2 separate regions of the Homo sapiens genome follow, and region 1 is linked to region 2. A link is an interaction called in ENCODE POLR2A ChIA-PET data of the cell type or tissue named here. Cell type or tissue: A673. All regions are shown on one strand. Region 1 overlaps RRP7A (ribosomal RNA processing 7 homolog A). Region 2 overlaps BIK (BCL2 interacting killer).

Region 1 (5,000 bases), 600 kb before region 2:
AGCACTTTAGGAGGCCGAGGCAGGCAGATCACTTGAGGCCAGGAGTTAAAGACCAGCCTGGCCAACATGGTGAAACCCTGTCTCTACCAAAAAATACAAAAATTAGCCGGGAGTGGTGACACACACCTGTAGTCCCAGCCACTTGGGAGGCTGAGGCAGGAGAATCGCTTGAACCCGGGAGGCGGAGGTTGCGGTAAGCTGAGATCACGCCATTGCACTCCAGCCTGGGCAACAAGAGCAAAAAAAAAAAAAAAAAAAGGTTCTATAAATTCTTCTCATATTTTTATTTAACATCCACAATGTGATTTAAGATGTAATCAACATAAAGCTTGATTGCATTATTTTGCATGCTGTTTTCCAAATCCAGCTTCGTGTCACACCTACAGCACATCTCACTCAAGCTGGCCACATCCCCGCCATCCAGACGTAAAACAGTCACAAGACAGGGCAGGCAGGGCCGCGGAGGAGGCTGGCTGGGGCCATCACGGAGTGCCCATCCTGCACTGTGGTCCCAGCAAGTTTCTTTCTCCTGGCAAGAAGCCTGTCCCAGGCTGGCAGGGGACAGCGTGAGGTGCAGCCTATGGACTGGGAAAGGGGTGTGGAAGGGCCACACCTAAGTCCTAAAATCCAGGCCCAAAAGTGGCCCAACTCACTTCTCTGACTTTAATCACACAGCCATACCTGGTGGCAAAGGAGTATTGGAAATGGAGTCAGGCTGGGTAGCCACGAGCCCAGGAAGAGGGGAGAACAGACTTGGAGAGGGCAGGAGTCTCTGGCCACCAGGGGCTAAAGAGCCTTCGATGAGGCAGTGATGTGGGGTCCTGGGCTCAGACCCAGGGTGGGTGGCTAAGGTGCCCTCGCCAGGGCTTAGCCACCCCAACAGAGATGGGTTTCGTGCCCACGAGAGTGCCTGTGCCTTGTGACGAGAATTCACCATGTTTTTGTCTCTGCAGGCAGAGAACAGCATTGACTTCGTCAGCAGGGAGCTGTGTGCGCATTCCATCAGGAAGCTGCAGGCCCATGTCCTGTTGATCAAGTGAGTCTGGACCCATCCCCTTCAGTCACCCCCCAAGGAGACATGGGCGCCAGGAATCTCTGGGAGGGGGCCCTGGCATGAGGCTCCAAGTTCTCTGCGTGTCGACCACATCGCTAAGACTCAAGATCTTTTTTGGGAAGCCCCCCTGGCAGCAGGGTCATGGAAGGAGGAAGGTCAGAGGAGGGGAGGGCTCAGGCAGCAGGGGATGGGCCGGGGCTGTCCCATGCCTTTCCACAGGTGTCAGCGGGGGGCATGCCCAGGTAAGGCTCCATAACCAGTGAGCCCAGTCTCGACTCACTGCAACCTCTGCCTCCTGGATTCAAACGATTCTCCTGCCTCAGCCTCCCGAGTAGCTGGGACTACAGGCGCCCGCCACCACGCCTGGCTTATTTTTGTATTTTTAGTAGAGACGAGGTTTCGCCATGTTGGCCAGGCTGCTCTCCATCTCCTGACCTCATGATCCGCCTGCCTCGGCCTCCCAGTGTTGGGATTACAGGCGAGAGCCACCGTGCGTGGCCCACCATAGACGATTTTTAAGCCATAAAAAGAAACGAAGCACTGACATGGGCTCCAGCATGGATGAGCCTTGAAAACATCGCACTAAGTGGATGAAGTCAGACACAACCGTCTACGTGTTGTATGGCTGCATTCACGTTCAAGTCCAAATAGGACACACGGCAGAGACAAAGCCAGGTCATGGTTGCTCAGGACCGGAAGCCTGTTGGGGGTGGGGGGGTGGGGTGTGTGTGTGTGTGTGTAAGCTCAGAGGTTTGCGATTTCTTTGGGGGTGATGAAAATGTAATTGTGACGATGGTCTCACAACTCAATGTATTAAAAACCACGGGATTGTAGACTTTTTTTTTTTTTTTTTTGAGATGGAGTCTGGCTCTGTCGCCCAGGCTGGAGTGTAGTGGTGCAATCTCAGCTCACTGCAAGGTCCGCCTCCCGGGTTCACGCCATTCTCCTGCCTCAGCCTCCGGAGTAGCTGGGACTACAGGCACCCACCACCAAGCCCGGCTAATTTTTGTATTTTTAGTACAGACAGGGTTTCACCATGTTAGCCAGGATGGTCTCATCTCCTGACCTCGTGATCCACCCGCCTCAGCCTCCCAAAGTGCTGGGATTACAGGCGTGAGCCACCATACCCGGCCAGGATTGTAGACTTTCAATGGGAGGATTGTGAAGACATAAATTCTCTCTCAGAGCAAGTGTGGGCTCCAGCGCCTGTTCAGATCCCAGCTCTGCTGTTCAGGGCTGACTGTGACCAAGTCCTGAACTCCCTGCGCCCCAGCAAGGCTGTGCCTTCAGCACTTGCTTGCGCCTGGCTTGTGCCAGCTGAGCGTGAGCTGAGATTAACTGAGCCTCAAATCCAACCCAGGGTCAAGGGACCCAGCTGTGGGAGTTGGGGTAGCCCAGGCTTTGGTTTCTCCTCAGAGGCCTGAACCCAGGGCAGGATGGGGGCACCGCTGGGAGGCGGTTCTAAGATGAACCCCAACAACCCCCAACTCCTCACTTTCCAGAGCAGTCCACGGATATTTTGATCCAAGAGAGAATTACTCTGACAAGGAGTCCCTGTCGTTCATGATAGACACAATGAAATCCACCCTCAAAGAGGTAAGGCGGGGCTCAGGCAGCTGGTGTCCAGCCACTGTCGCCCACTCTGGTCCCACCTCACCCATCTCTTCTCATGCACTGGGAAAGACCCCTGGTCTGCCCCCAGGCCCAACAAGTGACCACCAGGATCTATCAGGCCTCATGCTCCAGTGATCAGTCCCTAGAGGCCTGGGGACACATGTAATCAGAATTTAAGAAACAGAGACCTTTGGTGGGGAGGTTCTTTACCATCCTCAAGTACCCACCCCTCCTTCTTGGGGCCAGGCACAATTAGGTGACCCAACTGCCAGAGACAGTCCCACATTTTTTGAGAGACAGGGTCTCATTCTGTTGCTCAGGCTCAGTCATAGCTCACTGCAGCCTCAAACTCCTGGGCTCAAATGATCCTCCCACCTCAGCCACCTGAGTAGGTGGCACTACAGGCGCATGCCATCATGCCCAGCTAATAGTCACACTTTTTTTTTTTTTTTGAGATGGAGTCTCACTCTGTCGCTCAGGCTGGAGTGCAGTGGGAAGATCTCAGCTTACTGTAACCTCCACCTCCCGGGTTCAAGCGACTCTCGTGCCTCAGCCTCCTGAGTAGCTGGGATTACAGGCACCTGCCACCATGCCCAGCTAATTTTTATATTTTTAAGAGATGGGGGTTCACCATGTTGGCCAGGCTGGTCTCAAACTCCTGACCTCAGGCGATCCGCCCACCTTGGCCTCCCAAAGTGCTGGTTTTGCAGATGGGAGCCACCATGCCCAGCCTAGTCTCACTTTATAGGCTCCCAAACCACAGCAGAACACCTGGCTGCCTCATCCCTCTGCACCCATCACGCCAGTGGGCATGCTGGCTGTAGGTGGGGATGGCCTTTGCCCGGGTTCCTGGGAGCACCTGGTGTTTTATGGTCACCTACCCACTTACACCTGACCCTGGGGCCTCTGCAGTTTTCTTGGCGTTGTCACCACAAAAGGAAGAAGCCCACCTGTGGCTGGCTGGCTGGCCGCCAGGTCAGAGCCAAGGCAGGCAGGGCCTTCCTGTCTGGCTTCTTGAAGGCAGACACAAGTCTGCAGGCTGCTCACGTCATCTCATTATCTTTTCTCACGAGGACTACTTCGGATACAATCACAGCAACCCTGGCCTCGGCCCTGCCCTGTCCCTGCCATGCAACTTCACAACTCAGCTGGCCTAGACCCCTGGGAGGCCTCCAAGTCCCTAAGGTTAGACATCTCCTGGGGTGCTATGGACTGTCGGGGCTCCAAGGAGCCGAGTGTGGGGGAAACTCACTGTGGGAGGCGCTCCTGACCTGCAGGGAGCTGGAATGCTGTGGGAGGGCCCTGACCCCGGGGCCCATGGAGCTCCCTAGGCTCCTCTGGCCACATCTCACTACCCACCCCCTCCCCTCTCCAGCGGTTCCAGTTTGTGGAAGTCCCAGGCAATCACTGTGTCCACATGAGCGAACCCCAGCACGTGGCCAGTATCATCAGCTCCTTCTTACAGTGCACACACACGCTCCCAGCCCAGCTGTAGCTCTGGGCCTGGAACTATGAAGACCTAGTGCTCCCAGACTCAACACTGGGACTCTGAGTTCCTGAGCCCCACAACAAGGCCAGGGATGGTGGGGACAGGCCTCACTAGTCTTGAGGCCCAGCCTAGGATGGTAGTCAGGGGAAGGAGCGAGATTCCAACTTCAACATCTGTGACCTCAAGGGGGAGACAGAGTCTGGGTTCCAGGGCTGCTGTCTCCTGGCTAATAATCTCCAGCCAGCTGGAGGAAGGAAGGGCGGGCTGGGCCCACCTAGCCTTTCCCTGCTGCCCAACTGGATGGAAAATAAAAGGTTCTTGTATTCTCACTGCTTTTGAGGCTTTTTCGTTGCCAGCAAGGGCTTTTGCATTGAGGGAAAAGGAAGCACAGAACGGATTCATCCAGGGTCCTGGAGAGGAGGGTGTGGAGGCAAGAAGCAGGAAGGACAAGTCCTCCTCTCGGCACGCCTGGGTCCCCAGGACTGCTGAAGCACAAGACCCGAGGGGTGGCCTGGTCCTTCCCTCCTGGCCTGTGTGGACTCTGATGGGGCTGTTGGACGCGGTGGCCTTCAACCTGGGGCCCGTTGGCCAGAGCTCGGCCTCTCAGAGACCGCTGCAGGCCCTGCCTCGCCTCCTCCTGGCCCTGCACCTCCAGCCATTCACTGCGGCTCTCACAGCTCAGTACGGTCGGAATTTGCGCTGGGCCCGCAGCAGCTCGATCCTCTGCTTGTCCTCCTCGAACTTCTTGCGCAGCTGCGCTAGATCTGGGGGTGAGAGGAGGCGCGGGGCAGGGTCAGACAGCGCGCCCCGGGGAAGCTGGCTTGCTCATGCCCCACCCCTCCT
Region 2 (5,000 bases):
TGGTCCCTCTGCGTCTCGCCGCGACGGCTGGACGCCCCATCGCCGCCGCACAGTCCTCCAGTGCGGCTTCCGGGCACCCGGCTCCGAACTCTGGGGTCGTGCGGACCCGGCCAGACCGTAGCGCGGCAACGCCAGCCCACGGCCGCGGCCGCACAGCCCCGGTGCCCTTAAAAGAGGGAAGATGGCGTCGTGCCCGGTGCCGCCGGGACCGGCTCCCGGAGGCGCTGCGCACCTGAGGAAGGGCCGAGGAAAGGCTTCGTAACGGGACGCCCAGAAAGTCCGGAACAGGAACGTGCACACGGAGCGGCGCGCAGCCGCCCGCCCTCGCTTGCCCACGCGCCCTGCACAGGTGCGCCCCAGACTGGGCGGGGACTAGAGCCCGGCTGGGGCATGCGACCTTGTTTGGTAAATTGGAGGTGCGCCCCTGCGGGTGACCCGCGAGGGGGCCCCCCGCCTGCGGGGCGCGGTCACGACAAGGCTTGTGGGGTTCGGAGCTGGTCGTCGTCTGGGCTCTGGCCTCCTAAATGCGATCGCTTTCAAGCCCTTCATTGTCAATTTTGCTAGAATGAGCCACTCGTGGGGTAGGACGTGGTTGTTGATGTTACTGTTGTAGCTCTTACTATTGTAACATTTTTGTTGCTGTTTTAACGCAGTGTTTACTGTGGTCTGGGAGCCCGAGCTTCCCAGGGAGCATTGGTGTCAGCCTCATGTCCCCGCATTAGGAGGAGCGCAGTCTGGTGGGCACTAGCGCCGGGAAGTTCTTAACATCTGTCTGCCCCTGGGAGCAGGAGGCCTCATCTTCCAGGTGGAGAAACAGAGATTTCAGTCCCAGGAGGCACAGAAATGCCAGGGTTGTCTAGCTAGAAGCCAAGGGCCCTTTATGGAACCCAAGCCAAAACCTCTTTCCACTCTCCAGCCCTGTGGCCTCGGAAGGGCCACTCCATCTCTCTGAACCTCAGTTTGTTCTGTTCACTCTGCAAAATGTATCCCTGAGGTTTCTGGCCAGGTGAAAGCCCCTCTCAAGTTAGTAGCCTCCCTGGAGTTAAGACTCACCCCGATTTCTACTTAATTTGGGCACGCCTTTGGAATAAGTTCTCAGGAATGGCACAGTTTGGGTGTTTTTTGTTTCTTTTTGTTTTTTTTTGAAACAGAGCTTCGCTCTTGTTGCCCAGGCTGGAGTGCAATGGCGCCGTCTCGGCTAACTGCAACCTCGGCCTCCTGGGTTCAAACGGTTCTCCTGCCTCAGCCTCCTAGTAGCTGGGATTACAGGCGCCTACCACGAGGCCCAGCTAATTTTTTGTATTTTTAGTAGAGATGGGGTTTCACCATGTTGGCCAAGCTAGTCTCGAACTCCTGACCTCAGGCGATCCACCCGCCTCAGCCTCCCAAAGTGCTGGGATTACAGGTGTGACCCACCCCGCCCGGCTTGAGTGTTTAAATACTCCTGCCTCAGCCTCCCAAGGTGCTGGGATTACAGACGTGAGCCCCTATGCCTGGCCCTTTTTTTTTTTTTAATTGTCTTAAGGATGTTAAGACTAAGATTCTCACACATTTGACTCGTGCCTGTAATCCTAGCACTTTGGGAGGCTGAGGCAGGAGGATTGCTTGAGCTCAGGAGACTAGACTGGGCTAGACCAGACTGGGTAACATGGTAAAACCCTGTCTCTACCAAAAATACAAAAAATTAACCGGGCATGGTGGCATGTGCCTCTGGTCCTAGCTACGCAGGAGGCTGAGTTCAGAGGCCTACCTGAGCTTGGAGGGGTTGAGGCTGCAGTGAACCCTGATCATGCCACTGCACTCTAGCCTGGGAGACAGAGTGAGACCCTGTCTCAAAAAAAGGAGCATTAGGCTGGGCATGGTGGCTCACATTTGTAATCCTAGCACTTTGGGAGGCCGAGGGAGATGGATCACCTGAGGTCAGGAGTTGTGAGACGAGCCTGGCCAACATGGCAAAACCAGTCTCTTTTAAAAATGCAAAAATTAGCCGGTCGTGGTGGCGTGTGTCTGTAATCCCAGCTACTTGGGAGGCTGAGGCAGGAGAACTGCTTGAATCTGGGAGGCAGAGGTTGCACTGAGCGGAGATCACACCATGGCACTCCAGCCTGGGCCACATAGGGAGACTCTCTGTCAAAAGAAAATTTAAAAAAGCATCAAATGGTAGATCCCCAGTGTCTGTTACAGCTTGGGTACTCTATGGCTGGATAGAGAGGCTGCATACATGTTAGTTATTGTAAGTTTGTTTGTTTTTTTGAGACGGAGTTTCGCTCTTGTTGCCCAGGCTGGAGTGCAATGGCTGGGAATACAGGCGTGAGCCACCTCACCCGGCTCAAGATTCTTACACATTTGACTTGCCTGTAATCCCAGCACTTTGGGAGGCTAAGGCGGGAGAATTGCTTGAACCCAGGAGGCGGAGATTGCAGTGAGCAGAGATGGTGCCACTGCACTCAGCCTGGGCTAACGTGAGACTCCATCTCAAAAAAAAAAAAATTACGTCTTGTGTCACAGAGCTGCAGATAAACCAGAGACTACTCATAACCGTGTACTTTTTTTTTCCCCCATTTCTGATCCCGTCTCAACGGAAGGATGTAATTGAGGAAGGGCTTGATTGGCCAGTGAGTCTTGAAGCTGACACCACTGCTGGTGGTATTTTCCCCTCTCCCTGGAAAGCATCCTGTTTTTAGTGAACCTATTAAATGTGTAGACAATTAATGGCTTTTTGCTTCCCCTGCTGCAGACTTAGCGGATCCCATGAGATTTTGACTACCGTCTGTGCTCAGAACAGTTTGAGCCGTATGGAGGAAGTCTCCGCACCAGTCTTACTGTTGGTGGTCACCAGGAAGCCAGCAGTGTGTCTGAACTGGACACATGTGGCCACTTCCTAGCCTCCCTTTGTCCTGCCACTGGTTGGTTGGGGCTGGGCCCTGGGAGAAACATAGAATGTGAGCAAATCAGTCCGTGGCCCCTAAGTTCCTTGTTGGCCCCGAGGCAGGCAGGAGAGGGGCGGGCACACAGGGCAGCTGATTTTCCTAGTGTCAATATTAGGATGTGACAATACAAAACACCACTGGGCCTCGCCAGGCACTGCATGGTAAACCTGTTTTTCTGGGGGTGGGACAGAACTTGGCACCCAGTTAGCCAAACTGAAAAGCCATGCAGCAAAGAGAGAAAAGCTCACTTGTTTATTTGAGTGAGGGTCCCTGTCATTTTGGATATTTAAGATCAAGTATTCTTGACCGCCCCCTCCCCGAGATGGAGTCTTGCTCTGTTGCCCAGGCTGGAGTGCAGTGGTGTGATCTCAGCTCACTGCAACCTCTGCCTCCCGGGTTCAGGTGATTCTCCTGCCTCAGCCTCCCGAGTAGCTGAGATTACAGGCGCGTGCCACCACACCAGGCTAATTTTTGTATTTTTAATAGAGATGGGGTTTCACCACGTTGGCCAGGTTGGTCTTGAACTCCTGACCTTGTGATCCGCCCGCCTCAGCCTCCCAAAGTGCTGGGATTACAGGTGCGAGCCACCGTGCCTGGCCAAGAGATGACATTTATTGTGTGTGACAGTATCTTCGAGATTAGAGGCTCCCTTTCATGTGAGGGCAAAGAGAGCTACCTGATTCCAGGAGGAGCTGAAATTCCCTGTGCAGACAATGGCGCATCATGAAGATAAATCCGAGCTCGGACCGTGAGGTGGTCAGCACGGGTGTGCGCCTCGCAGAGCAACAGGCTCACAGAATGAGAGCTGCCTCTTAGTGGGCACTTACTGCATACCATGCATGCAGCATTTCACCTCCTTCTCAGGGCTACATCTGCCCATGGGGCTTTCCCTCCTGCCCTTTAACAGAAGGTGATACTGTCCAGTCCAGGGTCTCCCAGCCAGGAACAGCCTGCCATCGTGAGCCCAGCACCAGAGTAACCCCTTCCCTCATTCTCAGGATTTTGCAGTGAACTCTCAGGCTGTCTGCATCCTCTCACCGGCTTTCACTGGGTCCCTGCTCTGTTCTGGGGCCATGCAGGTTCCCGACTGGCTGGGGCAGACACACAGGTAAACATTTAACGAGACCTTGATGGGCTGAGTGCCCAATCCAGGTCTGTTTACCCAAGGTGCTGGGACAACACAGATGAGGAGCATTTAATTCTGTCCTGGGGAGGGTGGGGAGGAAGTGACTTGTGCCTGAGCCCCAAGGAAGCAGTGAGTCCCCCGTGCCTGCCTGGGGGATGTTGGTAACAGAGGGAGGATGTAAAGGAGGAGCTGGGGTGTGAAAGGGCTGGGTGCAAGTTCATAGGGGAGACCCAAACACTGAAGTGGAGCCCAGGGGCCGTACCTGCCTCTCAAGCCTCAGGGTCGGGGCCAGGGTGAGCAGTCTTCATATTCTTCAGCCTCAGCATTTCAGAACTTGTTTTATTTTTTTTTTGAGATGGAGCCTTACTCCTGTCGCGGGGGCTGGAGTGCAGTGGCGCGATCTCGGCTCACTGCAACCTCCACCTCCTGGGTTCAAGTGATTCTCCTTCCTCAGCCTCCCTAGTAGCTGGGATTACAGGCGTGCGCCACCACGCCTGGCTAGTTTTTGTATTTTTAGTAGAGATGAGGTTTCGCCATGTTGGCCAGGATGGTTGTGAACTCCTGACCTCAGTTGATCCACCTGCCTCAACCTCCCAAAGTGCTAGGATTATAGGTGTGAGCCACCGCGTCTGGCCTATTTTTTATTTTTGATTGAGTCTTGCTCTGTTGCCCAGGTTAGAGTGCGGTGGCACGATCTTGGCTCACTGCAACCTCTGCCTCTCAGGTTTAAGTGATTCTCCTGCCTTAGTCTCCCGAGTAGCTTGGACTACAGGTGCCCGCCACCACGCCCGGCTAACTTTGGTATTTTTAGTAGAGACACTGTTTCACCATGTTGACCGGGGGGTCTTGAACTCCTGACCTTAGTTGATCCATCTGCCTTGACCTCCCAAAGTGCTGGGATTACAGGAGGGAGCCACCGCGCCCCGGCCCAGAACTTGTTTTAA

The links. Peaks named below come from ENCODE experiments on the same cell type or tissue, not always from the same donor. Only the 100,000 strongest peaks of a DNase experiment are listed, where the experiment ranks them.
Region 1: POLR2A ChIA-PET joins it to region 2 with 7 read pairs; 3 of 35 experiments call an interaction of 5 or more read pairs at or near these places.

What each region holds. Positions count from the first base shown.
Region 1 is chr22:42,508,075-42,513,074 of GRCh38, forward strand. RRP7A (ribosomal RNA processing 7 homolog A) reads right to left here. Exons shown (of 7, transcript NM_015703.5): 7 at 270-4,921. The coding sequence ends at 4,836. It also overlaps the pseudogene SERHL. Among named protein-coding and RNA genes, the nearest start is that of RRP7A, 9.2 kb to the right of the region's middle. RefSeq lists enhancers at 259-958, 959-1,657. In A673, a CTCF peak has its summit at 4,357 (motif pointing right); no DNase peak of the experiment used is centred here.
Region 2 is chr22:43,111,072-43,116,071 of GRCh38, forward strand. The region is part of intron 1 of BIK (BCL2 interacting killer); the gene reads left to right. Among named protein-coding and RNA genes, the nearest start is that of BIK, 2.8 kb to the left of the region's middle. RefSeq lists an enhancer at 1-304 and a silencer at 329-548. In A673, no CTCF peak of the experiment used is centred here; a DNase peak (open chromatin) is centred at 2,650; H3K4me3 peaks cover 578 bases; H3K27ac peaks cover 336 bases; H3K27me3 peaks cover 238 bases.